Regions from separate parts of the Homo sapiens genome. Here region 2 is linked to region 1. The links are chromatin loops, found by intact Hi-C in ENCODE. Cell type or tissue: ovary. All regions are shown on one strand. Links, peaks and the distances in the headings refer to the core of each region. The heading gives the core; the rest is flanking DNA.

Region 1 (15,432 bases), core at 3,678-11,677:
GTTTCTGTTGGGAGAGGGAACGCCGTGGTGGGAGGTGGCTGTGGATGGAGGCACCGTGCATTCTGAGGGGAGGGACTAGGCTTGGGTGATGTGTATGTTGTGCATGTGGAAACTGACAAAAGAAGCTGTGGGAGAGAGGAGATGCCCATCCAACCCTCATCCAGCCTGTTCCCTGTGAGGGGAACACCTAGCCCCGGGTCTGTGACACATCCCTGTCACACCAGCTTGGGGGCTGGTGTCTGTTTCCCACCTTGTACTTCCTCCCCTCTTCCAGCCTCTGAGGGGATGGCCTGGTAGATGGGAAATATGCACCTACAGACAAACCTGAGACCAGGGTCTTCTGGGGGGGTCTTGTTTAGATGGCCCTCTCCAGGCCATACTCTCAGAGATTCTGATTCAATAGGCAGAAGGTGTGGCACAGACATCTGCAAACTCTCGGGCAGATTCTATTGCAAGAGGTTGGAACAAGCCTGTGCATTCCGATTCCAGCCCCCCGCCCCCGCCCCAATCCCATCTCAGCCTCTGTCCCATGTTTAATACACAATTTCTGGAGCACCTCCCTGGCACAGAGGTTGCTGAAGTCTGTTCCCCAGGTAAAGAAGGAAAGTGGAATGTGCCCTGGGCTGTGCAGGGTCCTGGGTGGGCAGAGAGAAGCCTGTCGCTGCCCCTGCTGCTGGCTGGGGAGGCCTGTCCTCCCCTGGCTGGCTGCCTCAGAAGCAATTAGCCCTGGAACAGCATGAGCCTGTTTAATTGAGGGCCTGCCCAGAGCCAGAGCAGCTGGAGCAGGAGGGGGAGGCTGGGAGGCTGCTGGCTTCCTCCTCCTTTCTTGTCAGCTGCTCTCCCCCACCCCAGCCTCTTTCAGCAAGCAGGTCTGCACCTGGCCCTGGGTCTCCCAGTGGGTGCCCCGGGAAGAAGCTCTCCTCATCCCTCTCCACTTCCCATTGGCCAAGCCCTCTCCTGGTCAAGACCCAAGGCCCTTCAGTTCAGAAGACACCCCTTGCCAATTCATCCTGGCCACTTACATGTCACAGAATTGAACGTTGGAGCCCGATGAGGGTGGGAGGTGGTGAGTCCAGGGCTCCTTCACCCATGCTGGGCCTCGGCTGCCCAAGGATCCCCCTTAGAAGGGTGAGGGGAACTCACTTTTCAAGTAGGTGAATAATTTAATAACACAAGTGAGCTGTGTCTTGTCTTTGTTTTAACAAGGAAGCAGGATTAAAAGATTTTTCTAGAAGGTCTTTTGGAGGCAAGAACTGCCTGTCCTGTCTGCCAGCACTTAGGACTCCATATTTACTTGTTGAATTTGTCATTTAATAGAATCCTTCAGTTCACTTTCTTGTCTCCTGTTTTTCTTAGTGTGTGTTGAGGCTTAGCTCTAAGAATATTACTAATTTAAAGTTCCTTAGCAGCCTCTTCACGGTTTATTTTTGAAACGAGGTCTTGCTCTATTGTCCAGGCTGCAGTGACCTCCTGGGCTCAAGTGATCCTCCCACCCCAGCCTCATGAGTAGCTGGGACTACAGGCACGTGCCACCTGTAGACGGGGTTTCACCATGCTGTGCAGGCTGATCCTGAACTCCTGGGTTCAAAGTGCTGGGATTACAGGCGTGAGCCACCGCACCCAACCCACAATTTATTTTTTAAACAACTTGCCTCTGGTTTCTTAGTTTCTCAGAAATTTCTCTTTCAAATATTTATCAAGAGAAAATAATCTTAAAAGGCCTTAATACTTCTTCCTATTTGAAAAGAAAATCATTTTCATTAAAAAAAATTTGGAAAATATAGAAAAATAGGAAGAAATAAAAGCCCACTCATAATCTACCAGTTTCACCAAATATTTGCTGCATGCCTGAGATATATGTAGATATTTTAATGCATATCTGTGCATATTTCTGTATTCTTTTCAGTTCTTTTTAAAATGCTATTTTTAAGTTGAGATCACAAGAATGATTTAGGCTTTTTAAAATTTTTTATTATTATTATTATTTTTGAGATGGAGTCTCACTCTGTCGCCCAGGCTGGAGTGCAGTGGTGCAATCTTGGCTCACTGTAACTTTTGCCTCCTGGGTTCAAGTGATTCTTCTGCCTCAGCTTCCCAAGTAGCTGGAATTACAGTTGCGTGACACCACACCTGGCTAATTTTTTGTATTTTTAGTAGAGATGGGGTTTCACCATGTTGGTCAGGCTGGTCTCGAACTCCTGACCTCAGGTGATCCACGTCAGCCTCCCAAAGTGCTGGGATTACAGGTGTGAGCCACCGTGCCTGACCCCGGCCTATTTTAAAAAGTATTTTAACATACGTCTTTCCACATGTCATCAAAATACTCTGCAAATATGAATGTGAACTACTGTGCACCACCCCCGGTGAGCCTCCCATGGTTTATGATTACAGCTCTCCTCTGTTAAGAATGACTGTGTCCTAATGTGACCAACAGTGTGCACTCTGGGTTTGACTTCTGTTTCCACCACTTTCAGGCTGTGTGACCTTAGGCAAGTTACTTCCCCTCGCTGTGCCTCCAGGTCCTCACCCATTTCATGGGGATAATAATAGCACTTTTCTCACGGGTTGATTTTGAATTCATTCAGCCACTGGATATAAAGCACCAAGCAAGAACTCAGTAAATCTTAGCTATTATTATCTTTGCCTAAATCTCTCCAGATTATTCCCTTAGTCTAGATGCCCTGAGTGAAATCACCAGGTCCAAGGTAGAATTTTTTTTACTGTTCTTGATAGAAATGAATCAAAGTATGTGAGCAGAAATAAAAAGTCATTTCCTTGCCCTCGACCTTGCCTGCACCTTCCATGCCAGCCCGCCACCTCCTCTCCTCTTTTGGAGCCCCACCCCCTGCCCTTCCTCTCGACCTGCTGTGTGTGCCTGCGTGTGTGAAGGTGCCCGCATCTTCTTCCTGGTCAGGGGCCAGATCTCACATGGAATGGGGGGGTGAGGGGGAAGGAGGGTGGGTGGCAGAGGGAGTAAATAAAATAGGCAACCCAACCTGTCTCCTTCCAAGGTTTGGGACCTGTCCTGAGTGAAGTCGACCCTGGGGGACTGTCCCTCATCTGTCCCTAAAGCTCTCAGACTGGGAAGTATGAGGGCTGTGTGCCAGGCCACATCTCACATGCCCTGCACGGGGTCCCCTCTCCGTGTCCACTCCTGGGGGAGTGGAGGGGAGCAAGTGGGGAGCTATCTGGGCCCCCAGGCTGCGGTAGAGGATGGGTAAGGGTGTTTGGTTAGGGTGACAATAATCCTGATTTCTAAACCCTACATCAGAACATTTACCCTATCAAAGTATTGCCTCACTTATGAATGTATTCATATGAAATTCCAATAAAGGCTTAAGCCTTAACTCAGGTTTAATCCAATGTTTGAGAAATCACTATATTTTCAAAATGAGAGTGAAACTGCCCAAATTAGGATGCCCTGGGCAACCTGGGGTGGGTGGTTTCCGCAGCTGGGCCTGAAGCAGGCAGCCTGCAAGTCTAGAAATGGGGGCGATCTAAGTGCCTTGCTTTTGTGCGCATACCTGTCTTCTCCCGGCAGACCCTCAATGTCACCCCCACCCCCTGGCAACATGGGAGAGCTGAAAGAAAACCTCTGAGGGCTGCAAAATATGGAAAAAAAAAAAAGTTGAAATTGACAAATGTTTAATGAAATGCCTTCAGAAAGTAGCATGTCAACTTCAATATTTGTTAAGTCACATGCCATTATATTTGAAAACAATTTGTAAGTTGGATTTTTGACAAGAGTTCCAGAATATGCAATATGATTAAAGAGAAAGCATAGCCAATAGTAAATTAAATGAGTTACTCATAGTCAAGTAATTTCAAAAGCAAATTTATAAAAACCCCTTTAAAGCAAAGCAGTTATATTTAATGAGGGGGTGTGGGTGCATTTTAAATGCAAGTGAGTGTGGGGCCTCCAAGAATCAGATGCAGGGTCTATAAAGGACTTACTTAAAATGGCTCAGCCCCGCAGTCCCACTCTGGGCCAGGGGGGTTGGCTCAGATTTTGGTCTTGCCGTCACCTTCAACTCTCCTGCCTCCCTAAATAGTCTGGGCAGATTTGGAGCAGCTACTGCTGCCACTGGCATCTTCTCTGAATCTGTGCAACAGATATGCACAGCTGGAATTTCTGTCTCCCCTTTGCAGATGAGAGACTGACCTGGGTTTAAACCTGAGTGTTCTGTTTATTAGCTGGGCAAGTCAGCCCTCCTCCCTGACTTCCCAGGCCTGGAGGAGATATGCAAAGGGGAGTGGCTACCAATCCATTCCCACCAGGGTCCCAAGCTACTGCTGGGGTATGCTGGTGTGTCTACTACGCATTTGCCATGGTGGGGTAAAATACCTATGAGCACCTGGCATTGGGCTGAACTCTTTGTAAGTGTGAATGTACTTCCAGCTCCTAGAACTCTGCATGATATCTATCACCATATTCCCTCGCGTCAACAGGGAGAATGAGGTTCGGGAGGTTATGTAACTTATCCAGGATGACTCAGCTAATGAGTGCCAGAGCTGGGATTTGACCCCAGAACTGTCAGGCTGCAAAGTCTTTGTTCCTCCTACTCTATCATGGTCCCTGGGGTACGTGTCTGGTTGAGGGGGTCCCTCTAGGGGTGGGGTGCTCAGGGAAGGGACAGGGTCAGGCTCTGATGAGCAGAAGGATCAGTGCGGGTGAGTCTAGAGGCAGAAGGGTCATGGAGGAGGCTCCTGCCACATCCCGGGTGTGATTGACAAGGACCTGGCTGGTGGCAGTGTGGGTGGAGAGGAGCTTTTGTGGGGAGGCTGCTAAGACCAGTAGTTAAGACAGAGGTGGCAGAGGTGGCCACAGGATTGTGATTGGCTGGCACAGCCTGATATGAGATCGAGAATGTGAATGCTCTGAGGCGGCTATTAGCCTGACCCCTCCCGGTTACCTTATACCCATCCCAGTCCATACACTGCCAGAGAGGTACTGGGTTTGTGATCCCCGGGCTCTATCCCACGGCACAGCTGTCACTTATTAGCCATAAGATCCTGAAAATTTCTAGGAACTCTGAGCTTTAGTTCTCTGATCTATCAAATGAGGATATCGGGGTCCACGTGTATTGGTTTGCTATGGAGATTAAATGCTGTTTATAAGGCAGAGTTCAACGACAGGGGACTTGAACAACTATGGAGCTAGGTCAGAAACTCCACTGCGGGGACAGAGAAGGGTGGGCTAATTCCTTTTTGGAGAAAATAGCAATAATACCATGCTTGCTTTGTGCTTTATAATTTTCCACATTTGGTTTTTGCAACAGCCTTTTGAGTTGGTCAAGAGTGTGATTATTCCTCCCAGCAGCCTCAAATCCTTTTGGAACCAGGTGTGAGCTAAACAAAAGTTATAAAATGTTACAAGTCCATAATGGATAATGGTACTGAAAGTCAGAGAGTCCCATACTTTGCCTGGTCACAGGGATAGGAGGTGGAGAGTGGAGTGAGGACCTGGTGCTGGACTCCCAGCCCAGTGCTCTTATTTTGAGCTCCCTTTGGGACCTGCTGGAGATTTGAGTCAGAGCCTGGCCAGGGGGCTAATTGGGGGTGGGAGGATGGCTCCAGGTGACCGTGAAGCTGAGGTGGGGATGGCGAGGGTGGAACAGGGTGTGAGGCCTGGGCCTTGATGGGGTCACTAAGACTGGTTTTTTATTTATTTATTTATTTTTGAGATAGAGTTTTACTCTTGTTGCCCAGGCTGGAGGGCAATGGCGCGATCTCTGCTCACCGCAACCTCTGCCTCCCGGGTTCAAGCGATTCTCCTGCCTCAGCCTCCCAAGTAGCTGGGATTACAGGCATGCGCCACCACGCTCAGTTAATTTTGTATTTTTAGTAGACATGGGTTTCTCCCTGTTGGTCAGGCTGGTCTCGAACTCCCAACCTCAGGTGATCTGCCTGCCTCAGCCTCCCAAAGTGCTGAGATTACAGGCGTGAGCCACCGTGCCTGGCCAAGACTTTCAAAGGCAAGTGCCCATGTGTTTGTTTATTTATTTATTTATTTATTTATGTTTTTATTTTTTGAGACGGAGTCTCGCTCTTGTCGCCCAGGCTGGAGTGCGGTGGCATGATCTCGGCTCACTGCAACCTCTGCCTCCTGGGTTCAAGCGATTCTCCTGCTTCAGCCTCCCAAAGTAGCTGGGATTACAGGTGCCCACCACCACGCTTGGCTAATTTTTGTATTTTTAGTAGAGATGGGGTTTCACCATGTTGGCCAGGCTGGTCTCGAACTCCTGACCTCAGGTGATTCGCCCGCCTTGGCCTCCCAAAGTGCTGGGATTACAGGCATGAGCCACTGCGCCTGGCCTCATGTGTGTCTGTTTAACTCCGCTGAGCTCCCTCCTCTCACTTTTCCTACCACCTTGGGCCTGCGCACCCTCTGGGAGAGCCCCTGCTGGCTCTGAATCCCAGTGCACCTCCTGGGCAGCTGTGGAGGCTTGGCGCCCCACCCTCATCTCAGCCTCTTTCGCCCCTGCTCCTGCTCTTCTACTCCTGGCCCCATCAGCTAACTCCCATTTATCTCATTTCTTTCCCTGAATAACTGTTCTTTTTAAACCCTCACAGCAGCACTGTGTAGTATGTATTAGCGTTATCCGTATTTCACAGATGGTTATCCTAATGCACAAAGAAATTAAGTAATCAGCTCTGGTCACTCAGCGGTCATCAGGTAGAGCCAGGACTCAGCCCCAGGCCCATCTGACTCCAGATTCCAAGTGGAGCCATTATGGCGTATCTTCTCCAGTGGACTGGCAACCTCCAGAATCCTGCATGACCAGGCTGTCTCAGAGCATCTGAATCTCACATCAGCTGAGACACAGCGACATCCAGCCAGGATACGGCTGAGATAAGCGGCCTTCGGGTTTTGTCACAGGGTAGCAGGGGAACCTGGGACAATACCCAGCGGCCCACCAACTGCTCCCTTGTTGGGGAATATTCCTTGCCTCGTAGCGTGGGTGAGCCTGCTCCTAGCTGGTCCTCCTGCCTTCCTGATGGCTTCCTCGCTGCCTCCCTCTCTCTACCCACCTCTTCCTTCTCCCCAGCAGGCCAGGAGGCCAATACCTGCTGCAGGTGCCTCGCCTTTCCTTGCAGCTCTTTCCTCAGAGCCTGGAGTCAGGATGGAAGTTGGTTGGGAGAGAAGCAGGTGCTGGGGCAAGGTGGAAGGAGGAGGGGCGAGAGGAGGAGAGGCTTCTCCATGGTGTTCATCGAAAGCCCTGGGTGGACAGATGCAAGATGGACCAGCAGCTGGTGTTCAGGAGGCCACTGGTCAGGCCCTCACTCCGTTCCCTCATGCAAATGTGACTGCCCATAGAAACCAACTCCCTCTAACCCAGCACACAGGAGCTGATAAGCTACTTATCAGCTTACAATAAAGACTGAAAACAACAAGCACAGGATTTTTTTTAAAAAGTCAACCAGAAGTGGCTTGATGAGCAATATATTGGAACCAGGGTTTCGAAGAGTCTGGGTCAGCCCTGGGCCTCCTTCTCCTCTGCACCCATGTGCACTTGAGCAGAGCCCTTCTGCCCAGAAAGTGCCTTTGTGGGTTTAGAAAAAGATGTCCCTTCCTTGGGTAGACACAGCCTCCTGATGGGGAGCACAGCTTGGCCAGCAGAGCACAGGCTGGCTTGCAGTCTCTGATCACCCAGAGGCTCTCGCGCAGCATGTAACCCACCTGACATCTGTGTCAGCCTGGCTGGGGGTCTCTGGAGTGCCCACAGCCTGAGGGTGCACGTGTAGCTGCATTCTCACTGATGCCACTAGTTCTTGTGCCTACTCTTGGAGGATGTCACCTATCCAGGTCTGAACGTTCCAGGCAGCATCCTACATGAGTCTGTAAATCAACTGAAGCTCCAGCAGCCCCCACTCCACCCAGTTGTGTCCTGCAGCTGAATACTTCTCAGTGCCCACAGAGCTGCCAATCACCTCGGGTTGCCATGGGAGTGTGCATATTCATGCCTCAGTGTCCCCAGAGTGGCCGGCCAGAGCCCCACCCTGAAGAAGCCCAGTGCACGGCTCTCTCCTTTCCCTCTGTCACGTCCTCTCCCTGTGCACCAGATACCCTGCTGGGCTGCTTGAGCCCTGGGGTCACGCACAAACCCAGAGCTGAAACATCCTCATGCCACCTTTGTGTGAGTTAGGAAAAGGTGAGCCTCCTGGGCAGATATACCCCTGAAAGCTCAAAGAACGAAGGGCATATTTTGGTAGAGTGTCTCTCCCTCCAGGTGACTGCAGCTGTGCAGCCTGAGTTTTTGGGTGAGCAGAGTGTAGGCTGGGTTTCAGCTCCTGCTTGCCCTTTGGCTGGTAGTCCTTGTGCAGTACCCAACTGGTCCACAGGGTGGCGGTACCTCCTGAGAACAGCTTCTGCCTGAGGCTGGGTTCTGGGAATGGATGGGCTGGGGCACCCTCTCTAGGCACCCATGCCCACTAACTCTGCAGCGGGCACACTTGGGGCCCCACTCACCAGCCTGGTGGGCAGGCTAGCTCATGTATGACCCCTCCAGTGAGAGCTATGGCTTAGGCTCATGCCAGGATCCCTACTAGGAGAGCTGCACTGCCACTAGCTGAGGTGGACCCCGTTTCTGCAGGGCAAGGCTGGAGCCACATGCACACACTGGCTTTTTGCCTGTCCTGTCCTAAGCCCCCACACCACCCACATTATCTCGTGACCACATTTTTCCTCCAGATAATGTGGGCCATGTGTGGTTAGGCCATATCTTCTTTTACATCGGCAAAACCTAATGGGGTTTCCAGACTCCTGCTCTTCATGTGGAATGCCTCTGAATTTCTAGATGATGTCTGCAGGCGTGTTTTGTTTTTGTTTTTCAAGACCGGGTCTTGCTCTATAGCCCAGGCTGGCATGATCTTGGCTCACTGCAACCTCCACCTTCGGGCTTAAGCAATCCTCCCACCTCAGCCTCCCGGGTAGCTGGGATTATAGGCGCACACCACCACACCCAGCTAATTTTTGTACTTTTTATAGAGATGAGGTCTCACTATATTGCCCAGGCTGGTCTCAAACTCCTGGCTTCAAGCAATCCACACACCTTGGTCTCCCAAAGTGCTGGGATTACAGGCATGAGCCACCATGCCTGGCCTTTCTGGGGGTGTTTATTTCATCTCTGAGTGGATTTTCCAGTAACCTTCAGAGCTTTGAGGAAGGCCTAATTGTCAGCCTCATAGACTGGTCACACCCCAGGAGATAAAGCTCCTTGCTAAGAGCCCTGGCAGAAGATTACATGGGCTGTGGGTAGTCAGGACATGGAGGAAGCTCTAGGGTCTGGGGCACTTGGATAAGTCTCCAAGGAGGAGATTGGCTTTGACCAGATGGATGGGGAGAGCCTGCATGGAGGAGCAGGAAGGAGGAAGGCATTTGGGGACTGTGTTGGGGGCATCTTCCCATCCTGCTCTGGTGTGGGGTCAGTGCTCCAAAGGCCCACGGTAGAAGAGGATGGCACTGCCCTTCACTCTCAGACCAGTGCCTCCCTGAGATGGAAACCAGAGGATCTCCTTGCCTCCCTCAAAGAGAGAGAGAGAGGCTCTGCTGGCACAAGAAGCTTGTCCCATGGCACTTAGTCCAATAATTGTTCCCCGTGTGTGCTTAGCCCTGGGAACCTGCTGATCTTGGGTAAGGACACAGGGCCATAGCAGAGCCCAGGAAGGACACTTGGGGCTCCAAGGTTAGGTTCTTGGTATTAAGGTGAGAGACAAAATGATGGCCCTCTGACTGAGGAGATTTGGCTTAAAGAGGATGACCGAGCTCGCCACGTGGCACGGGATAGAAAAGAAGATTTGCTGGCCTCTTATGGAGTTAGGGTTGGGGTTGGCATGGGCTACTAGAGGGGAGGTGGTGGGGCCAATAGAGAGGGACAGGTCTGCAGAAAGCACTTTTCTATCCAAGCTGTAGGCCTTGGGTTTCTCAGTCTCACCCACCCTATCCACATAAGCCTCAGCGCAACTTTACACCCACTAGGATGACTACAATAAGACAAGAATGGAAAATCAGTGTTGCAAGGATGTGGGGAAATTGGAACCCTCATAATTGCACGTGGAAATGTACAGTTGTGCAGCCACTATGAAAAACAGTTTGATGGTTCCCCAAAATGTTAGAATACAATTACCACATGACCCAGCAATTCCCCTCCCAGGTATATTCCCCAAAGAAGTGAAAACTGGCACTTCAAAAATATATGTACACTCTCTGGGCATGGTGGCTCATGCCTGTAATCCCAGCACTTTGGGAGGCCGAGGCAGGTGGATCACCTGAGGTCAGGAGTTCGAGACCAGCCTGACCAACATGGTGAAACCCTGTCTCTACTAAAACAATACAAAATTAGCCGGATTACATGCCTGTAATCCCAGCTACTTAGGAGGCTGAGGCAGGAGAATCGCTTGAACCCCTGAGGCGGAGGTTGCAGTGAGCCGAGATTGTGCCACTGCACTCCAGCCTGGGTGACAGAGTGAGACTCTGTCTCAAAAAATAAATAAATAAAAATTATACACACACACACACACACACACACACACACTCATGTGTACAGCAGTAATGTTCACAATAGCCGAAAGGTGAAAATAGTCCAAATGTGCATCAACAAATAAATGGATAAACAACATGTGTTATATCCATATAATGAAATATCATTCAGCCATAAAAGGGATAAAGTACTGATTCTTCCATTCAGTGGATGAACCTGGAAAACATTATGCTGAGCAATACAAGCCAGACAAGACACAAAGATCACGTGCTGTATGACTGTATTTATGTGAAATACCCAGAATAAGTAAATCTGTAGAGACATATACAGATTGGTGGTTTCCAGAGGCTGGGGAAGTGGGGTGATGGGAAGCAACTGCTTAATGGGTATGGGTGTCTTTTGGGGGTGATAAAAATATTTTGAAACTGGATAGAGGTGGTGGCTGCCCAACATTGTGAATGTACTAATTGCCACGGAATTGTTCACTCTAAAATTGTTCATTTTATATTATGTGAATTTCACTTCAATGTAAAAAAAAGAAAAAAACCAACCTCAGTGTTCTTAATAGTAAAAAGAGGCTAATAACACTACTTATTTCATGGAGAGGTGGTAAGAAATAAAATAATAGGCGCAAAGTAGCCACCATTCAGCTATTGAATAAAGGGTGGCCAATGTTCTCCGAATGCTACTTTCTGGGGTTGCACCAAGGGTGCTCCAAAACTCTTTCTTGGTCCCTGGGGAATGTGGCTTAAGTTCCTGCTCAAAGAACCGAAAAGCCCAAAGAGCTGTAGCTGCGAGGTGGCGCCTAACGGGCTGTCCCTCTACTGTGGTCAGAGCCGTGCCCCTTGCAGGTGGGTAGCGCTGAGAGCAGAGCAGCGCCCGCGGGACTGGCCTGAGGATCCCGCAGGCAGGAGGGACCCCGCGGGCCTTTCCCTACCTGGGAGGTGCACGGTTGGCCACCAGGGCGCGCTGCTGGACTCTCCCCAGAAATCGGGCGGAGGTTTAGGCCTCAGAGTCACTTAAACTTGTAACCCTACCGGTAGCCGTGGAGTCTAGTAAATGTGGGGTCGGCTGGGGTTCGCCAGTCATCCCATGCTGCTGAGGGGCAGGCATGGGGCCCGTTGGCCACAGGAGACCTCCAGGCTTCTCTCCCACTCTTCTGCCTGCACCCCCTCTCGGGTAGAGGCTGCACCTCCTGCTTGGGTTCAGCCACCTTCAAATACTGCATCAATGGCTCGTGCCTCTGCCTGCGGGGCTGGGCCAGCGCGGGAGAGGCAGGCGGAGGGTTCAGGGAGCTGGGGATCTGCGGTATGTCCTGACCCCACACACTTTGTGTGTGCCATAAAGCCACAGCCTTTCCTTCCCACCCAGCCCCGTCTGAATGAGAAAGCATCACCTCTGCTTTCTGTTTGATCCGGCAGTTCTCAGCCAGGCTGGAGGCGGCCTGGAATCCCAGATCGTCTACTGACACCCCTAGTTTCCCTCGCCGCTCCTCTGGAGGACGTCCTTAACCCCTGATGCTGCACCACAGGCAGAGCTGCCAGAACCCCACCACCACCAAGATTGCTACCTGGAGATTCCTGCTTGTCCCCCCAACCCCAGGTCAAACCCCTGCATGCATCCATGGCCCAGCTCCCGTGTTCTGGGGCCATCTTTATAACCTGCTGTGCATTCCTGCCAGATTGAACTCATTGCCTCCCCCACTTGACCTCATTCTCTCTTTGTGCACTTGCTTTCTTTTCTTTGCTTTTTCTTTGTCTTTTTTTTTTTTTTTGAGACGGAGTCTCGCTCTGTCGCCCAGGCTGGAGTGCAGTGGCGCCACCTCGGATCACTGCAAGCTCCGCCTCCCGGGTTCACGCCATTCTCCTGCCTCAGCCTCCCGAGTAGCTGGGACTACAGGCGCCCGCCACCACGCCCAGCTAATTTTTTGTATTTTTAGAGACGGGGTTTCACCGTGTTAGCCAGGATGGTCTCGATCTCCTGACCTCGTGATCCACCCGCCTCGGCCTCCCAAAGTGCTGGAATTACAGGCGTGAGCCACTGCGCCTGGCCTCTTTGTGCACTTTCTTTGTATTTAGGGAAACAGCAACAGTAAACCCCAAATGACAAAGGTCATTACAGGGACCTTTTTTGCAGCCAATGATGTTTGTGTTCCCCGGTGCACTGCTCTGAAGCTTTCCCACGCATTCGGGCTCAGGTCTCTCTCCGGCATGTCTGCTGCCTTGTTTACTCCCCGCTTAGCGTGTGTTTATAGGATCACATTACACGAAATATTCCAGCCTTGTGAAGTAGCATTTCTTGCTGATAATGAAAACAAAAGACACAAAGAATTCTAAGAAATGCCTACAGTGCTTGGCACGTGAGGGCCTCTTGGCCTAGGGCCAAGTTTGTCTACTATCAGCCCCCACGGTGTCTGGAAAGTCTTGGATTGTTGTTGGCTCTTTGGATCCTGTGGTTTCACCCTGCAGCGTTTTGTAGGCAGTGTGGTGTCCTGGGTAGACCCAGGTCTTGGGGTTGACTGGACTGGTCAGATACAACTTGGTGACTTGCTAGCTGTGTGTCCTTGGGCAAGTTACTTAATTTTCCTGAGCCTCAGTTTTCTCATCCATAAAATGAGGGAAGAAAGAAATAATTCAAAGAGATGTTTTGAGAATTTGGTGAGGAGGTATATATAGTAGACAAGTCATAGACACTCAGTAAGTATTGGCTGGGATTATTAGCAAAAGCAAATAAGCCCCTTCTTTAAAGGGAACATAGCTTTTTTCTAAACCCCACTGTCATACTTAAATTGGTGATCAAGAAGTTATGTTTCTCAAGACACCCAGGAGCAGAGGCCAGGGAGAAGGATGTTCCAGGGCACAGGGGAGACCTGGACTGCCACGTGCACTTAGGGATGACCTGCACCTTCAGACGAACAGCAGGAAAAAAGACTCTTTTCCACTTCTCCTGGTTTGAGGTGGAGTTGGGCCCCCTGTCTGAGTAGGGTGAGGTGGCTGGCAGAGAGCTGGATGCCCCTTCCAATAGCTGGCCAAAGGTAGCAGAGGCAGGATTGTTCTCAAAGGAATTAGGTAAAAGCCCCGCAGCCAAGTGTGAGATCAAATCTCAGAAAATATCAGTACTGGGCTGGGCATGGTGGCACCGTGGCCAGTCTTAGCTGGACAGTTTTAAACTTTCTTTTCTCGGGGCTTTTTTTTTTTTTTTTTTTTTGAGAAAACAAGAAGATTGGTTACTCTAATTAAATATAATAATGAGAGTAGATGGTTAATTGTACTGGATACACTAATGCAGAGAGATACAGGTATGTGTACAGAATAAGGTATGATTTTCTGTTTATTTAGAAAAGTTACTACAGTTTATTCAAAATACATTTAATATACACATATTTTATTCAATTATATTTTAAGGCTATAGTTAAAAGCTTTAAAGTAATTTTTGCTATTGAGTTGTGGGAGTTCTATATGTATTTTGGATGTTAGCTAACCTCTTCTCAGATATGTGGTTTGCAAATATTTTCTCCAATTCCATAGACTGCCTTTTCACTGTTGTTTCTTTTGCTGTGCAGAAGGTTTTTAGTTTGATGTGGTTCCATTCGTCTATTTTTGCTTTTGTTGCCTGTGCTTTTGATATATAAAAGAAATCATCGCTTAGACCAATGTCATGAAGACTTTCTCCTATGTTTTCTTCTAGGAGTCTTATAGGTTTAGGTGTTATATTTAAATCTTTAATCCATTGTGAGCTCATTTTTGAGTGTGGTGTAAGACAGGGGTCCAATTTTATTCTTTTGTATGTCCATATTCAGTTTTCCCAAAACCATTTGTTAAAGAGGCCATCGTTTGTCCATTGTGTATTCTTGGCACCCTGTTGAAGATCAGTTGATTATATACACTTAGGTTATTTCTGGGCTGTCTGTTCTGTTCCATTGGTCCTTGTGTCTGTTTATATGACAGTACCATACTGTTTTAATTACTATAGCTTTGTAATATATTTTGGAATCAGGAAGTTGATGCCTCCAGCTTTGTTCTTCTTTCTCAAGATTGTGTTGGTTATTTGGGATCTTTTGTGGTTCCATATGAATTTTAGGATTATTTTTTCCTATTTCTGTAAAAAAATGCCATTAGAGGCTGGGTGTGGTGGCTCATGCCTGTCATCCCAGCACTTTGGGAAGCCAAGATGGGTGGATCACCTGAGGTCAGGAGTTCGAGACCAGCCTGGCCAACATGGTAAAACCCCGTCTCTACTAAAAATATAAAAATTAGGCAGGCATGGTGGCGGGTGCCTGTAATCCCAGCTACTCGGGAGGCTGAGGCAGGAGAACTGCTTGAACCCAGGAGGCAGAGGTTGCAGTGAGCTGAGATCGCACCACTGCACTCCAGCCTGGGCAAGAGAGTGAGACTTTGTCTCAAAAAAAAAAAAAAAATGCCATTAGATTTTGATAGGGATTACATTGAATCTGTAGATCAAAGTAGCGTGAACATTTAAACATTATTAGATCTTTCAATCTATAAACATGGGATGTTTTTCCATTTACTTGTGTCTTCTTTGATTTCTTTCATCAATATTATGTAGTTTTCTTTGATTTCTTTCATCAGTGTTACATACAAGTCTTTCATCTCCTTGGTTGAGTTTATTCCTAAGTATTTTATTCTTCTTGGTGCTATTGCAAATGGGATTGTTTTTTGTAATTTTCTTTTGGATACTTTGTTGTTAGTGTACCAAAACATAACTAACTTTTGTATGTTGATCTTGTATCCTGCAACTTTATGGAATTTGTTTATTCATTCTAAGTTTTTTTTTGTGTGTGGAGTCTTTAGGGTTTTCTACATATAAGATTATGTCATCTGCAAACAGAGATAGTGTTACTTAATCGTTTCCAATTTGTATGACTTTTAAATTTCTTTTCCTTGCCTAATTGCTCCGTTAGGACTTCCAGTACTATGTTGACTAGAAGTGG
Region 2 (15,432 bases), core at 6,577-14,576, 130 kb after region 1:
GGGAGGGAAGAGGGAGCTGGCTTGGCCTGCCTTGCCCCTTAGGGGTAGGGGAGCTGTGACAGCCCATTTCCCCCCTTTAAGCCCTAGATGTAGGGGTTTGGAGCAGGGAAGGCCATCACCTCATAGACCCTGGGGCAAGCATCCCAGAGGCCCTTCCGGAGCCTGGACCTCGCTCTGCTTTCCAGCCCACCAGCCAGCTGCTGAGTCCCAAGCCCCTCCTTGGGCTTGATCCCCTGGGCTGCAGCTGGGAACAGGCTGGAGACCTGGCCTGGGAAGCCACTGAGTTGCCCCCACCTGCCCTGAGATCCCCTGTGACTGGGCTGGGCCCCGATCTTCCCTGGGGGCCAGGCCCTTACCTGGGTGCCAGTGAAGGCCGGGTGCCTGGTCCCCCCAGGAGGCTGGTCTTGGAGCAGGTGGTCCGGTGCTGGTGGTGGAAGGACAGCAGCTTCTCTGCTAGTGGCCACAGGCAGAGCCTGCCTTTGATGAGGTTACAGAGGCAGCCACGCCTGTGCTCTTTGGACTCTGGTGGGTGGGGAGGCTTCCTGGTCACTAACCGCTCAACATCAACCTGGACCTGCGGCAGTGTCTGTGCTGACTGGCGTCCCCAGCTTAGCTAGAGGCCCCTGCTTCCCTGTTTCCCCCACTGCTAGCCTTGGGGTGTGGCCCCCTCTTCCCTCTGCCTTTTAGGTGCCTACTCTGGGGAACAGGTCAGCATCAGGCACGGGGCTGGGACCAGAAGAAGAGAGCACACATGGCCCAGAGTCTGGGTTCTGTGGTGAGGGCACAGGTCGGCTGGAGGTGGACTCCAGGCTTGGGGGAAGCTGTGGGCTGGCGTGTGTGCCATGCCTGTGCGTGGGTGGCACCCATAGGTGTGTGATCCTGTGTACCTGGGTGGTGCCTGTGAGCAGGACATGGATCTTGTCACAGAAGATGGGGACTGAGGCCCCTGGGGCATTACATGGAGCGCTGAGATTCCCTCTGGCAGGGCCCTCATTCTGTCCCTACTGTTGTCCCTTCCAGCAGGAGCCCCCTTACCAGCCCTTTCTCGCTCTTCCACTCTCTTTCCTTCTGTACCCCATCTTGTGCCCAGACCCCTGGTGGACGCCTGGCCAGCTTCAGCAAAGATGGAAAACGGAGGCCTGCATCTATCTCTAGTCATAAACCTACCCACTTCCTGCACTCCATGGTATCGAAAAATCTTTCTTGGCACTCAGAGTGGGCCAGGCTCCCCTGCCCTCTGGGAACTCACAGTCTAACCAACAAGGCCAGGTATAAACAGAAACCAGGGAGCAGGGCAGGAGGGGAGGCGGGGGCGGGGGAGTGCCAGTGAGCCTCGGACCCTCGTGGGCAGAATGCAGGGTCCCGGTGCTGGGCCCTGTGATGGAGTGTCCTGTGGAGTCTGAGGGCTGGAGCACTCCCATCTTTAGCTTCCCTGGAACTATCCCAGGATATCTCAGCCTTCTCTCCCATCACCACCCAACCAACGCTGCCCTGGATGGCCTGGAGTCCATGCGTCAGATCCTAGGGAGGTGCCTTCCCTGTCTGGGCTGTGTGTGTCCCTGGGAGAGTCCAGTGGACAGCCAGCTGCTGGGGCCCAGGGATCAGGTGCCTGTGAGGCCAGCACCCAGCCACAGCCCCATGGGAAGCAGTCCTGGGGTTCTTTCCCCTGGGTCCCCATCTTGTGGCCCTTCAGCTTCTTTTGGGATAGCACAGCCTGTCCCCTCGTTGCCTCCCCCAACTCCGTGAAGGCCACAGTCATATTTCACCCCAGCCCTGGCTTGGGGCTCAGGCAACACCTCATTTCTGCCCAGCTCAGGCCAGGCCCGTCCTTCCCATAGGACCCTCCCCAAGTCAGTGTGAGCACAGCAGGGACTCCTGGGGGGGCTCTGGGGCAAGGTGGGCAGGGGCAGAGAAACAATGAGTGGCATTCCCAGCACCTTGCCCTCTGCAGTGCCCTTTAGGGGTGCCCCTGGGAGCAGTGTGTGTCTCCTCAGACATAAAGCCTTTGTGGCCTTGGTGGGTCTGGGGCTTGGGGCCAGGTATTGGGGACATCTGCTTCTGTGGAGCCCCCTGAGGGAAGAGGGAAATCAGGAAAGAGGGAGAGGCCAAGCTTCCCATACCTGGGGACTTGGGGCCATAACTGAAGCTTCTGCACAAAGCTCCGGGTGCCACAGCAGCTCTTCTGCAAGGGAGTTCGGCTGAGGCACCAGGAGCTGGGACTTAGGTTGGAGGGGAAGGAAGCAGGACTCGAAGGGCATGTCCTTGAAATTGTGGGGTTAAAAGGCTGTGGGACCACATTCGTTCATTCATTCCACAACTTCCTGTAGAATTGAGGGCTTCCTGCCTGCTAGGCACTGTGAGAGGTGCTAGGATCCCTCTGGAGGGCTTACAGACACCTTGGAATTCAAGCTGAGTTCATTATTTCTCAGCAAACCATCTCCCCTCTCATGCTCCCATCTCAGGGAAGGCATCAGCTCCCAATCGTGTGTTCCAGCAGGGAGGGGAGTCCTCCCTCAATCCTCACACCCAATGGACTACCCTTCCTGCAGTCCCAGCTCTGTGGCAAGTCCTAAGTGGCCCCCTTCCTCTCCACCCCACTGCGACTGTCTTCCTCAGACCCCATTACACCTCCTGTCTTCGACCCTGCGGCCGTCTCCTCACCCACGCCCTCGCTTCACTCTTGTTCTCATTGATCCTTACTGGTTGCTGGTAGGGAAGCTTTCTTAGCTGGAGATTTGATTGTCCACTCCTCTGCCTAAAACCCCTCAGTGACTTCCCGCTGCTCACGGGACAAAACCTAAACTCCTTCTCAGGGCAGTTGAAGTCCTTGATGAACTCAAGTCTCCTGCTTCTGAGTCTGGCCTTATCTTCCCCCCAACTCCCTGCCCCTTGTACTTTATACTCGGCTTGGGGCATGGCTTGTAATTCCTTGAAGGGTCACACCCTGGTACCAGGCTGGCTGCTGTTCTCTGTCTGGCATGCCCTGTGGACACGCTATGGCTTTATGTCTCCAGTAGCCCTCCTTCAGAAGCCTTCCCACTGCCCAGGGCTGGTGGGGCTCTGGCCCGTGGCTTCCAGACACGTTGTACATGTGTCCCTCTGTTACTGCATGTATCACATTGAGGGGGATACCCCCATGACTGGGGTCCCTGTGGGGAAAAGAAAGAGAGATCAGACTGTTACTGTGTCTATGCAGAAAAGGAAGACAAAAGAAACTCCATTTTGATCTGTACAAAGAAAAATTGTTCTGCTTTGAGATGCTGTTAATCTGTAACTTTAGCCCCCAACCCTGTGCTCACAGAAACATGTGCTATATTGAATCAAGGTTTAAGGGATCTAGGGCTGTGCAGGATGTGCCTTGTTAACAATATGTTTGCAGACAGTATGCTTGGTAAAAGTCATCGCCATTCTCCATTCTCTGTTAACCAGGGACACGATGCTCTGTGGAAAGCCGCAGGGACCTCTGCCCAAGAGAGCGTGGGTATAGTCCAAGGCTTCCCCCCACTGAGACAGCCTGAGATATGGCCTCATGGGAAGGGAAAGACCTGACCATCCCTCAGCCCGACGCCCGTAAAGGGTCTGTGCTGAGGAGGATTAGTAAAAGAGGAAGGCCTCTTTGCAGTTGAGATGAGGAAGGCCTCTGTTTCCCGCATGTCCCTGGGAACAGAATGTCTCGGTGTAAAGCCGACTGTTCGTTCTATTCTGAGATAGGAGAAAACCGCCCTGTGGCTGGAGGCGAGATATGCTGGCAGCAATACTGCTCTGTTACTCTTTGCTACGCTGAGATATTTGGGCAAAGAGAAACATAAATCTAGCCTACGTGCACATCCGGGCACAGTACCCTCCCTTGAACTTATTTATGAACAGATTCTTTTACTCACATGTTTTCCTGCTGACCTTCTCCCCATCATCATCCTGTTCACCCTGTTCTCCTGCCACACTCCCTTTGCCGAGATAATGAAAATAGTAATCAATACATACTGAGGAAACTCAGAGACCAGCACCGGTGCAGGTCTTCGCATACTGAGTGTGCTGGTCCCCTGGGCCCACTGTTCTTTCTCTATACTTTGTCTCTGTGTCTTCTTTTCTCAGTCTCTCGTCCTACCTGACGAGAAATACCCACAGGTGTGGAGGGGCAGGCCCCCTTCAGGTCCCTGAGGACCCAGATTGTTTTCTGCCACTGTCTAGAGGAGAGAAGGGCTTGTAAACAAAAGCACTGTAGTATGCAGGCATAAAGAACCTTACTCGGCTTGGGGGTGTCAGGGAGGACTTCTCAGATGAGGAAATGCAAGGGCTGGCCCTTCAATGACACACAGGAGTTCAGCCAAGAGGTGAAGTGGGCAGGGAATTGCAGGCAGAGGGATTGCAGTCCTACTGGATGAAGCGGCCTGGGGAGAAGATGGGTATGGCGTGAACTGTGTGTGTGCACGCGTGTGTGTGCATGTGTATGTGTATGTGGCGGGGAGGTGGTGGCAGATGACAGCATATGTGTGCCGTCATCACCTGGTGGTGAGTAGAGCCATTGAATGGTTTTGCATGGAGATGCAACAAGAAGGCTACTGGGTCTTCTGTCTTGTGGAAGACGCTGCCGCTTGCTGGTTCTCAGCATATAAAGAGACCCAGGTGCACAGGCTTTAGGCTAAGGGGCCAAGGAGCCCCTCCCACCACCCTGGCCTGGGCCAAGAAGCAGGGTGGGTTCCTTGGAAGCTCCAGAGCAGGCCCTGGTCAGAGCTGGGAAACTCTGGAGGGCTCTGAGGAAAAGAGCTCTGTGTTCATGGATGACCATGCAGGGGGTAGGGCAGGGCCCTGGCATTCAGAGGTGAATGGGTGCCGCCTCACCTTTAGAACCAGACCCCAGAGCAGGGTCCAGCCAGCACCTCTTGCTGGTGGACTGCATGGATGAGGCAGCCTCAATGTCAATCAGGGGCTGATTGACAACTCTTCTTCCCAGGCCGCTTCATCCAGTAGGACTGCAATCCCTCTGCCTGCAATTCCCTGCCCACTTCACCCCTTGGCTGAACTCCTGTGTGTCCTTTAAGGGCCAGCCCTTGCATTCCCTGAGTCATGGTGGTCCTGTCCAGGGGCTGACACCTGGCCCTGGGGCTGCTGGGGAATCACAGAGACAGCTCCCATCCCTGCCCCTGCTTTCCCCAGCCCTGGCACAGGGGTAAGTGGCTTCTACGAGCCAGGTGGAGACATAAACAAGAGAGATGATGTCCCTCCCTCGCAACTAACCTGCCAAGGTAGAAGAAACAAATGTATCTGAAGATAATCAAGGTCCTGACAAGTGACAAGAGAGAAATAGAGTGAAGTGGATGATGGCATGGGGGTGGGAGGGTGTTTGGAAGCACGACGTCGGAGAAGGCTTCTCTGAGGAGGGGAGCTTCAAGCTAAGCCAGGGATGGGAAGGAGCCTGGGAGAGGGGGCCAGCAATGTGAAGGGCTTGCAGCTGAGAAGGAACGAGCTGGCGGAGAGGTGACCGAAATGGGGTGGACAGGGGCCAGAGCACACAGGGCTCCGTAGACCATGGCCAGGAGCCTGGTTTTTATTCCAAGGGCAGTTGGAAGACACGGAGGGGTTTTAAATGGAGGAGTGGCATGATTGGATTTATGTTCTAGTCACAACTCTGGCTGGGGTGGGGAGAATGGGCTGTGGGGGGAGTGGGGGCGGACTCAGGGAGACCACAAGCAGCTGCTGCAGAGAGGGTGGTGAGGCCTGGACATGGCAGGGCAGTGAGGATGGAGACTTAGGCTGCAGGTGGAACGGATGGGACATGCTATGGATTAGAATGGGGGTTGAGAGGGGAAAAAGGACCTATTAGGACTCAGGTTTTTGGCTTGGACAACTGGGAGGGTTATGGTGACATCTGGTGAGATGGGGAAACCGAAGAGAAGAGGGATTGGGAGGCAGGGGGATATGAAGAGTTACTGTTCCATTCTGGATGGCCTCAGTTTGAGAGGTGTTTTGGGCCTCTGGGTGGAAGTAGCAGGAAGGCAGGGGCAGGTGTGAGTCAGAAGCTCAGCAGAGCAGGATGACCACATGCAGGCATTCAGAAGCATGTGGAGAAAGATGATTCAATGATGCGGGGAACGTTTGCAGTGTAGAAGACAGTAGATACTTGGCAGCTGTAAATACACGAATAACATTCAGAGACCTAAGACTCACGAGACCACATGCGGGAAAGTGTATAGATAAAGAGAAGGGGGCTCACGACTCAACCCAGGCGCTCCAACATTAAGAGATTGGGAAGGATGAGGGGAGACTAAGGGGCTGCCAGTGAGCAGCAAGGAGAGCTGGGAAGAGAGTGTTTCAGGAAGGAGGGGTGGACACCTGGGCCAGGTGCTGCTGGGAGGTGGAGGAAAGGCTACCATCTGTGGGTTTGCAGTGGGGGCTGGAGCCAGCTGGGGACGGCTGAAGAGTGTGAGGGTGAGGAGGTGGGCTGTGAGTGAGTCGCCGAGTGTAGACAGTGGGCATGGGAGGCTTTGCTGGGGATGGGATGGTGGGCCAGGGATGACATACCAGAAACTTGTTCAGATGTGTTCAGGGTGGAAGACTTGGCATAATGGCTAGTGGGAACACACTACTGCAGAGACAGATGAGACAACAGAGATCCTGGGCGCATGGCAGGAGGGCGGTTTCTGTGGGAGGGCAGGGGAGAAGGTGGGCTTGTCTCTGGAGCCTCTGGTCACACCTGGGCTAGACTCTGCCATGCTGCCCACCCCTCCACCTGCCTGCCCTCCTCGATAAAGGCAGACGAAGGGCGAGTGCGTGATTTGAAGGCAGGGGGGTGATTTGTAGCCCCACAATTACAAGAGGCCCAGTGGCTTAAGTTTTCAGGAAAGAAGGCCAGGCCTAACGTGCTTCCAGAAGCTGCTCTGTCCGGGGATGGACTGGGGTTGGGATCTCAGACCCGCCCCCATTTTCCTAGCTCTCCTCGGTGCCTCCATTTGTTTAAACCCCAAATCTGAAGCCAGTGCTCAGGGCTATGAATTCTCCTGCCTTTTCCTCATTGCCCTGGCAGCTGATGTCGGTCCAGATGTTTCTCAGTTCCCGATTCTGGGCCTTGGTTCTGCACCTTCCCAGCCCTGGATCCCCTGGGTGACTCCTACACATGCCCCCTCCTTCTTTCCCTCTCTTCTGCATCCCATCCCATCCAGGTAGGCAGTCCCAGGAGCCTGGATTACCCTGGCCCCACTGCCCTGACAGCCCTGGAGGAAGGGACCTCAGGGACATCTGGAAAGCCCTTCTCCAGAGGCCAGCCTTGGACTGGGCTTAAGAACAGGCTTCTCAGGAGAGCTGGGCTGGAGAGGAGGAGAGGAATCCAGGGCCAGGCTGGGAGGTGGCTGCTGAGGAAAGAGCAGCCTCCGGGAAAGGCAAGCCCTAGGGGATCTCAGGGGAGGGGCTTGGTTGGGTCCAGCTCAGTCTATGCGGCAGGTGGGGAGAGACAGGGAGAGGCGGTCCCATCACCATGCAGGACCATGCCCTGGGCCCCCTTCCAGGAGCTGGCGGCACTGAGGCTTCTTCCTGGGCCAGGCCTGGCCAGCAGCCACGGGTATGGAGGGGAGAGGGCCTGACCAATGCTGCCCGCTCCCTCAGACACTTCTGCTCCTGCCCCCACTTTAAACCACTGCCCAAGACCAACACAGTGCGGCCATTCAGATCCATGTGGTGAAGGGATATTCAGTGATGTGGAAAAGCTCCCCATTAGCCTTAGATGAAAAAGACAAGTTACAAAATGTAGATCTTAGTTTTGTGAAATAAGCAAACACACAAACAAATAGGTAAATAGAAGTCATATAACTTGAAACAGAAAAGTCTAAACGAAACCTGTAATCATAGACATCTAAACAGGAAACATGGCAATTATGTAAATACCCAAACATAGAAACGTTCATGATGTAGTATATGGTGAAAAAAGCTTCTTACAAGTTGGTAATATTCAATTTTGTTAAGAAAAGTTGTAATGAAAATCTAAACAAAAAATGTCTTGAAGAAGAGACACGAGAAGAAAGAATGTTAGTTATCTTTAGATGTGTGTCTGTGTTGGGATGAGGGGACTTCTTTGTGGTTTTACTTTCTTTGTGCTTTTCTATGTTTTCCAACTCCTCCCCAAAGAACATGTTATGTTATTTTTGTAATCAGTGCATCTCCATTCCCATGTCACCCCACACAAAATAAATGGTAATTTTTAAAGTAAGAAAACAAGACAAAAATGTCCCAGAAAGGGACTCCTTCTGCAGCCCTGGGACTCTGTCTTGCTCCCGAGGGGTTGTCAAAGGGTAAGAACAGTGGCCCTGGGACTGGGAAGGCCAGTAGGAGGGCTCAGCTCCCCTCTGTCTGATGTGTGGCCCCTTTGTGGTCCCAGAGGCTCTAGGCTATGTCCCTGAGGAATTCCTAGGTCTCAGGCCAGAGCCAGGCCTCATCCCAGTTGGCATTGAGTGGTCCTAGCCTTCCTGAGCTTCGGGGAGGTGTGTGTCTGCGTGTGCATGCGTGTGGGTGTGTGTGTGTGCATTTATGTGTGTAGGTGTGTGCACAGAGCCAGCATGGAGGAGTCTGGGAGCCCCTCCTTGGTTTCTTGGTACCACACCCCACACATATTCCCAGGTCAGCACAAAGCAAGACTTCCCCTCCAGGATTCAGCTGCCGAGGAACCCTGCTAGGGACCAGAAGCTCATCACCTCCCCAGCAATGCGGGCCATGGAGGGGGCTCTCCATCGCACAGAGGAAGTGGTTCAGCGTCAGGAACACTGGGTGTGAATCCTATCTCTGGCTCTTAGCCATGTGGCCTTGGAACCTGAGTTCTCTGAACTTCGAGTTCATCCTTTGTCAAAAGGGATGATGATGACTGCATGGTTTATATAAGACAACTTGGTCACATGTCTGGAGCAGGGGAGGGGCTCCATAAACAGCCTCCTGAAAGTCGACCTCCCTGTAAAGACTTCCTCTGCTGCTAGCCATCCCTGTGCCACCCAGAATAGATCTGATCCCTCTGAGGCACCTCTTCCCCAGGCAGGCTTTCCCCAGCTCTTCTGCCACCCTGGATAGCAGGCTGCCCAGGCTCACTGCATCTTCATCTCTCTAGAGTAGTTTCTCAAATGCCTGGCTCCATGGGACTGCCTGGGAAGCCTGGTTAAGAATGTAAAGTTCTAGACTCTATCCATGGAGAGTCTGATTTAGGAGTTCCAGGAAGGAGCCCCAGAATCTAAATATTTATAATCTCCCAGTGGTTCTAATGGGAGCCCGTGCTCTACCCGCTTCCAGTTGGCAATGTCCTGTCTTAAGTGTCACCCAGAAGTGACCAGTGCCAGGCTGCCACCCGACCAGCTTGAACCTGAGAAGTCATCCCTCCAGCTGCCCCTGCTCTCCCCACCCAGCCTCCTGGGTGCCCCGGGGGTGTGCTGTGCCACAGCCAGGCAGTGCCACTCCAGAGACTCTTGCTCTACAGTGCTCTCCCTGAAAGTGGGCAGCAGCTGGAGCCAGGAGCCCTGGCCTCCCCAACTCTGCCCCTCAGTGGATTCTGTGCCAGGAATATTTGTCCATATAGACACCTATGCAGACAGACCAAAGGGCTCCCAGAAGGAGCTGGTGAGCTTGGCCTGTGGCTCTGCAGACCTTCCCATCAGGCTGAAGGGGTCCCGCCCTGCGAAGAACATAGGCCACCAAAGATCTTGCCCTGAGAGGCCTACCCAGAATTCCAGAACTGTCCCCAGTGGATGTAGGCAGCTGTGGAACAGTGGGTAGGGGACCGCCCCTCCACCAGTGATCTGAGATCCAGAGGCCCTCAGAGAAAATGCCGGGACTCTCCAGCCCCAGGGCAGCTGGGAGACCATGGGGAGGACGGTGACCTCTGTGATTCAAGGCAGGCATCCACTGTGTCTGGCCCTTCAGTCCTCTCAGAATGTGGCCCTCTGGACTGGACGGGGCCGAGAGAGACCCACCATCCCTCAATTCCCGACTCCCTGAGGCCATCCCTCAGACAGGGTGCTCACAGCCAGCCAAGGCAGGCCCTGTCTCAACTGGCCAGCTCTGACCATTAGAACATTCTTCCTTAGGCCAAGCTCAGACCTGCATTCCTGGAGCGTCCCTGCAATGTGCCCCTCTCTGACGGCAAGCCCTTCAGATATTTAGAGATGGTATCACGCCCTCCTGGAGCTGCCCAGAGACCATCAGAGCCAGAGCCCCTGGGTTCAAATTAAACTCTTGGAACCTCAGTTTCCTCATCTATGAAATGGAGACAACCATGGCCTCTATTTATGGAACGCACGCCCTGGCCAGGCATTGCATTAAGCATGCCACGTGCCTAGCACATAGACATTTATTAAGGCTTCCAGATCCTTGGCCAGACGAGTGGCACTGGTTCCTGGCTGTCTGCGGAGAGGTGCCGGCTCCCTCTGCTGGAAATAGTGAGTCGCAGTCAGGACGGGAGAGGACAACGTAGAACTGCACTCTGGGTGGGAGGGACCTCAGAGATGACCTGGCCCAACATGGTGTTTTACAGATGAGGAAACTGAGGCCAAGGGTGGCCGCCTCACTGGATGACCTCTTTGAAGTTTGCCTGTGTGGGTCCCAGATTGGGGCACTCTCTCCTGCCCCCCAACCATGTGCTGCAGAGAGGAGCTGGGCAGTTTGGTTCTAATGGGCTCCCTGACTTCTGAACCTCACTTTCCATTCCAGCCCACCTCATCCCTCTGGGACTACTGGGTGGAGTGTTGGGAAGGACACCGCCAGGATGCAGGCACAGGGCAGGGGCAGGGGCTCCAGCTGTGCACTTCCTTCCCCCAGCAAGCTGCAGTTCCAGGGAAGGTCCTGAGGGCAAGGCAGGAGGTCAGGAGGGTGGGGCGTCAGGAGGGCTGGGCTGTGGCATCCACCCACCCACACCATGCCTGGGAAGGACAGAGCCCACAGAGCTGGGGTCTCCCAGCCGGTGCCACTCGGGGAAGCGAAAGGGAGCTGCACAGACATCTAGGTCCAGGCTGCATTTGCTCATCCAGCTGGTAATATGACTGATGGGTAGAGAGGTCCAAAGGGACTTCCAGTGGGGACACTGGCAGACTTGGAAGATTCTGGAAACTTGTAGCTTCTCCGTGCTTGCTGTTCATGGTACTAGCTCTCTGCTAGGAGCTATGTGATGTGCTTTATGGTTATTATTTTTCTTTTCTTTTTTGAGATGGCGTCTTGCTCTGTCACCCAGGCTGGAGTGCAGTGACGTGATCACGGCTCAAGTGATCCTTCCACCTCAGCTTCCTGAGTAGTTAGGACTAGAAGGGTGTACCACCACACCCAGCTAATTTTAAACTTTTTTGTAGAGACAGGATCTTGCTATGTTGCCTAGGCTAGTCTTGAACTCCTGGCCTCAAACGATCCTCCTGCCTTGGCCTCCCAAACTGCTGGCATGACAGGCATGAGTCACTGTTCCCGGCCTCTTTTCAATAATACTACAACGTAGGTATTATTAGGTCCATTTCATGAATGGGGAAACTGAGGCTTGGAGATTTAAAGAAATGGTCAGGTATCTAGAAGAGCTGTCATGAGCCCATGTCCTCTGACGTGAATGCCTTTTCACTAACTGCATTGCCTCTCATCTGTTCTTGTCTCTGTACCCTCAGTGAATAGCCATGGAGCTCCTAAAAAGAATGGGACCTTTCACTTGACCTCCCTTCTCTCCCTTGCCTACTGCCCCTGAGCGAGTGCTTCAGCTACAGTCTGGGAGCCGAAGATGCCTGTGTTTGATGCCTCCAGCACCCTGTCTCTGCATCTTGAATCCAGCCACGTGACCATCTCTTGCCCACCTTTGGCCAATGTCCCTGAGACATTTCAAGTGCATCATGCTGCAGACTGGTGTTGCTGTCTCCACAATACCGCGCTTCCCCTGTGTCCCCATCTCAGTCTTTGGTCCCACTATCCACTTCCCACATGCAGCCATTGAGTCCTCTATTTTTCTTCCTTAAATCTCCAGAATCTGCTGACAGTTTTACTTCTCTGTTATTATTGCTTTAATTCAGACCCCCCCCCCCACAATCCTTTACCCCTTATTCCCCCACACCCTCCCGAGCCTTTCCTGCCATCTCCTTTCCAGGGGATACTCCCTTCTGAGCTCTCTCCAGCTCTGCCCAACAGAGTTTTCTAAAATTCCAATCTGCACATGTCACTCCCTGGCTTATAAATCCTTCAGTTGCTCCCATGCTTTAAAAGAAAATCATACACCTTGACTTTGCACATGGCATTTGAGCTCTGCCTCTGCTGGTTACCAGGTCTCACCCTTCTGCTGCAAACCCAGACACAAAGACAACCCAAAGCTCCCTGAAGGCACCTGCAGCACTTTGCCTCTCCACACCTTGCTGCTGCGTCGGCCTCCCTGCTTTCTTTGCTTGGCCAAAGCCTCATCTTCCCTGCCATCTCACCTCAAACATCTCTGCCTCTAGAAGGCTCCCTGGACTCCCCTCACCCCTCAGCTGGTTTGGCGGTTGTGATCTGAGATAGCACACCTCTTCTTATATCTCTGTCCAAAACCTTAATGTAAGACATTGGTGAATACCTTAATTTTCTCTTCCACTAAGTGATGTTACTTTGAGCAGGTTTTATGTCTTTTTTGTGGGATACCCACAGTCAGGCCAGTGCCTGGCACCTAATAGGTGATTGCTGAGTCAGTGAACAAGTAAACAAATGAATGAAGAAGGTAGAAAGGAAACAGAAGTTAGGAGGGCAGAAGTGGCTGGGAATGGAGACAGTGGCCTGGAAACCTCCTGGAGGAGGGGTCAGCATCCCTTGGTCACAAATTTCTCTCCTACCTGGCTGCACATTAGGGGGACTCTCCGCTCTTTCCTGCCTCTCCCTGGCAGACTAGTGACTCCTGGACACCAGTAGTGGGAAGGCAAGGGGCCTGGAGGCTGGTCAGAGACCCACACAGAGACCATCCTTTTCCCTTCCCAAGGGACGCTGCCAGCCTCTGCAAGAAGACTACCCAAAGGCTGGTGGATGGCATGGAAACATGAGTGCTGGAATGCGATCGCCTTTCCCGCCCAGCACTGATTATGCACCATCTGTGTTCTGGGGCCTGTGCTGAAACTCTGAGCTTGTGCACATTCCAATGTGATGCCATCCTTTGGCTTAGTTTCAGATGAGACTAGGGTGGGCACAAGCCACAGGTGGCAAGATTGAGCTCTAGGCAATGAGTGCCAGGGGACAAAGGTGAGGATGCCGGGGCTGCACAGTCAGCAAGGAGGTGGACTGAGTCTTGAAGCAGAGTGGAAAGGCAAGGGCATTGCTGGCAAGAGGGATGGCCTTTGTAGAGGCTGGAGGTCAGGACACACAGGGACAAAGAACAGCTGGATTACCTGGGCCTGAGGCTTTGGGATGGAGTGGTAGGAAATAAATTTGGAAAGAGTCATTGGAACCAGGTCCTGGAGGAATTTGCTAGGCCAAAGAGTTTGAACTTGAACCAGAAAGATGAACTGTGAGGCTGGGGTGGATCCCATGGGGCCAGCCAGGTAGCCCTTGGCTGCTTCTTCCCTGCCTTTCCAGTTAAGGAGCCATTCCCTGCAATGGCCAGCAGGGGGCAGAACAAGCTCACGTTCCCTTAGCCCAGGCCTTCCTGTCAGGGCTCAGTGTCCAGGGAGAGACCTGGGGTGGGTGTCCCTTGGAGAGTGGGGAGGAGCACCAGGCACAGAGGAAACAGGCCAGCTGTGCATAGATGGGGGACCCGGGGAGGCTGGCTAGTCTGTGGCCATTGAAGCTGCGTGGTCTGGTGACCCGACCTGGACAGCCCTGGGGTGAGCATCCACCCTTCCTGGGCCTAGGCTCCCTGGCACTAGCACAGCTTTCCAACTGTGCCCCCTTGTCTTTGCTTTCCCCAGCTTCTCCTTCCCAGTAGAAGAACCCTCGTTCCCATGAGGTGTCTGAATTGGGCCTCCCGGCTCCCCAGCTCCTTTAGAATCAAACCAAATCTAGGAATGTGGCTAAAGAGAGTCTCTTTCCTCTGCTCAGTCCCTTCCCTGGAGAGGATGAGGGAAGGTTTTCGGGCTGATGACAAGGTATGCATGTGGGTGTTTGACTAGCATTATTCAGCAGCTTCTGTGCTAAGGACAGGGACATGAAGACAGAAGTGCATTAGGCCAAGGCACCATTACACTCAGGGTCCCCAGCCCGCAGAGTAAACAACTCCGTGACTCAGCTGGCAATGGCTGGAAGGTGCTATGAACACAGTGCCGTGGACGCCCCGAAGAGGAGAGAACACCCCTGCACAGTGAGGACTGCAGAAGCTTTGACGAAGCTGCTACTGGATCTAGGCCTTGAAACATGGGTAGGATTTTACCAGATGGGGAAGAAGAAGGGGCATCTCCATTCAGGAACCAGCATGAGCAAAGGCACAGGAGTGGGGCTGTGTTTAGACAATATCAATGAACGGATACAGTTCTATATGCTTTTCCATGACCACTTGTTATATGACAAACATTGTGCTATGATATTTATATTATTTCCAATTTTCAAATCAACCCTTAAGGTGCTATGATCCCCTCTTTACAGATAAAGCATCTGAGGGTCAGAGAAATGGCATGAGAGCCCCGGTAAGGAGCATAGGAGCTGAAATGCTAGTCCCGGTCCCTGTGACTCCACTCTGCCTCCGTAAGATGGAAGTTAAGGAGTGTGCATGGCAGGGGTGGATGGGAAGGGCTGATGGTGCCACAAAGACCAGCAAAGTCCTTCTCTCCCAGGGGACGCTACCCTTGGCCCCAGCATCTCTGGCCAGACTGTAAGATCTTCTGGTCAGAAACCTTTTCTCAAACAGCTATTTGCCTTTTCACTTTTCCTTTTCCTTTTAGGAAGCAGTTCTTGTGCAAATTTCATTCTTGCGGGTCATAGATTTTGTCTGGGCCTGGGTCGCAGACAGAGAAGGAGGGGCCCTGAAATAGGGTGAAAGGAGGAGGGCCTGGGCCAGATCCCCAGGGGGCATCAACCTGCCCTTGCAAGCCTTGTGCTGGTATTTAAAGGTTGGCTTCCGGCCAGGTGCAATGGCTTACACCTATAATCCCAGCATTTTGGGAGGCTGAGGCAGGAGGATTGTTTGAGGTCAAGAGTTTGAGACCAGCCTGGGCAACAAAGTGAGACCCTGTATCTACAAAAAGAAAAAAAATTAGCCGGACATGGTGGCGCATGCTTGTAGTCCCAGCTACTCAGGAGGGTGAGGTGGGAGGATTGCTTGAGCCCAGGAGTTTGAGGCTGCAGTGAGCTGTGATCATGCCACTGCACTCCAGCCTGGGGGACAGCAAAAGACCCTGTCTCTAAAACAAATACATAAATAAAAACAAAGTTTGGCTTCTTTTCCCAGTCTCCATTTGTCTCCTCTGTCTGGGTGGGATGGAGTAGCTGAGAGGGCAGACCTCCTGCCACGAACGGACCTCTTCCAGATGGAAGAGAGGCCTGCTCCTCCAGGGC

What was found. Peaks named below come from ENCODE experiments on the same cell type or tissue, not always from the same donor. Only the 100,000 strongest peaks of a DNase experiment are listed, where the experiment ranks them.
Region 2: a loop joins it to region 1, with 5 times the contacts of the local background. A loop is called at or near these places in 107 of 110 quality-filtered maps.

Annotation. Positions count from the first base shown.
Region 1 is chr1:109,632,065-109,647,496 of GRCh38, forward strand. No RefSeq gene overlaps it. Among named protein-coding and RNA genes, the nearest start is that of GSTM4, 16 kb to the right of the region's middle. RefSeq lists enhancers at 11,323-11,617, 11,992-12,865. In ovary, for the core only: CTCF peaks have their summits at 8,333 (motif pointing right) and 11,452 (motif pointing right); DNase peaks (open chromatin) are centred at 8,357 and 11,447; H3K27ac peaks cover 1,276 bases.
Region 2 is chr1:109,763,466-109,778,897 of GRCh38, forward strand. LOC124904258 (a long non-coding RNA gene) reads left to right here. Exons shown (of 2, transcript XR_007066303.1): 2 at 11,607-11,963. It overlaps EPS8L3 (EPS8 signaling adaptor L3), which reads right to left and starts at 458. Exons shown (of 19, transcript NM_133181.4): 1 at 357-458. RefSeq lists enhancers at 6,114-7,069, 8,642-8,936, 13,442-13,736. In ovary, for the core only: CTCF peaks have their summits at 10,390 (motif pointing left) and 13,559 (motif pointing right); DNase peaks (open chromatin) are centred at 10,386 and 13,576; H3K27ac peaks cover 383 bases.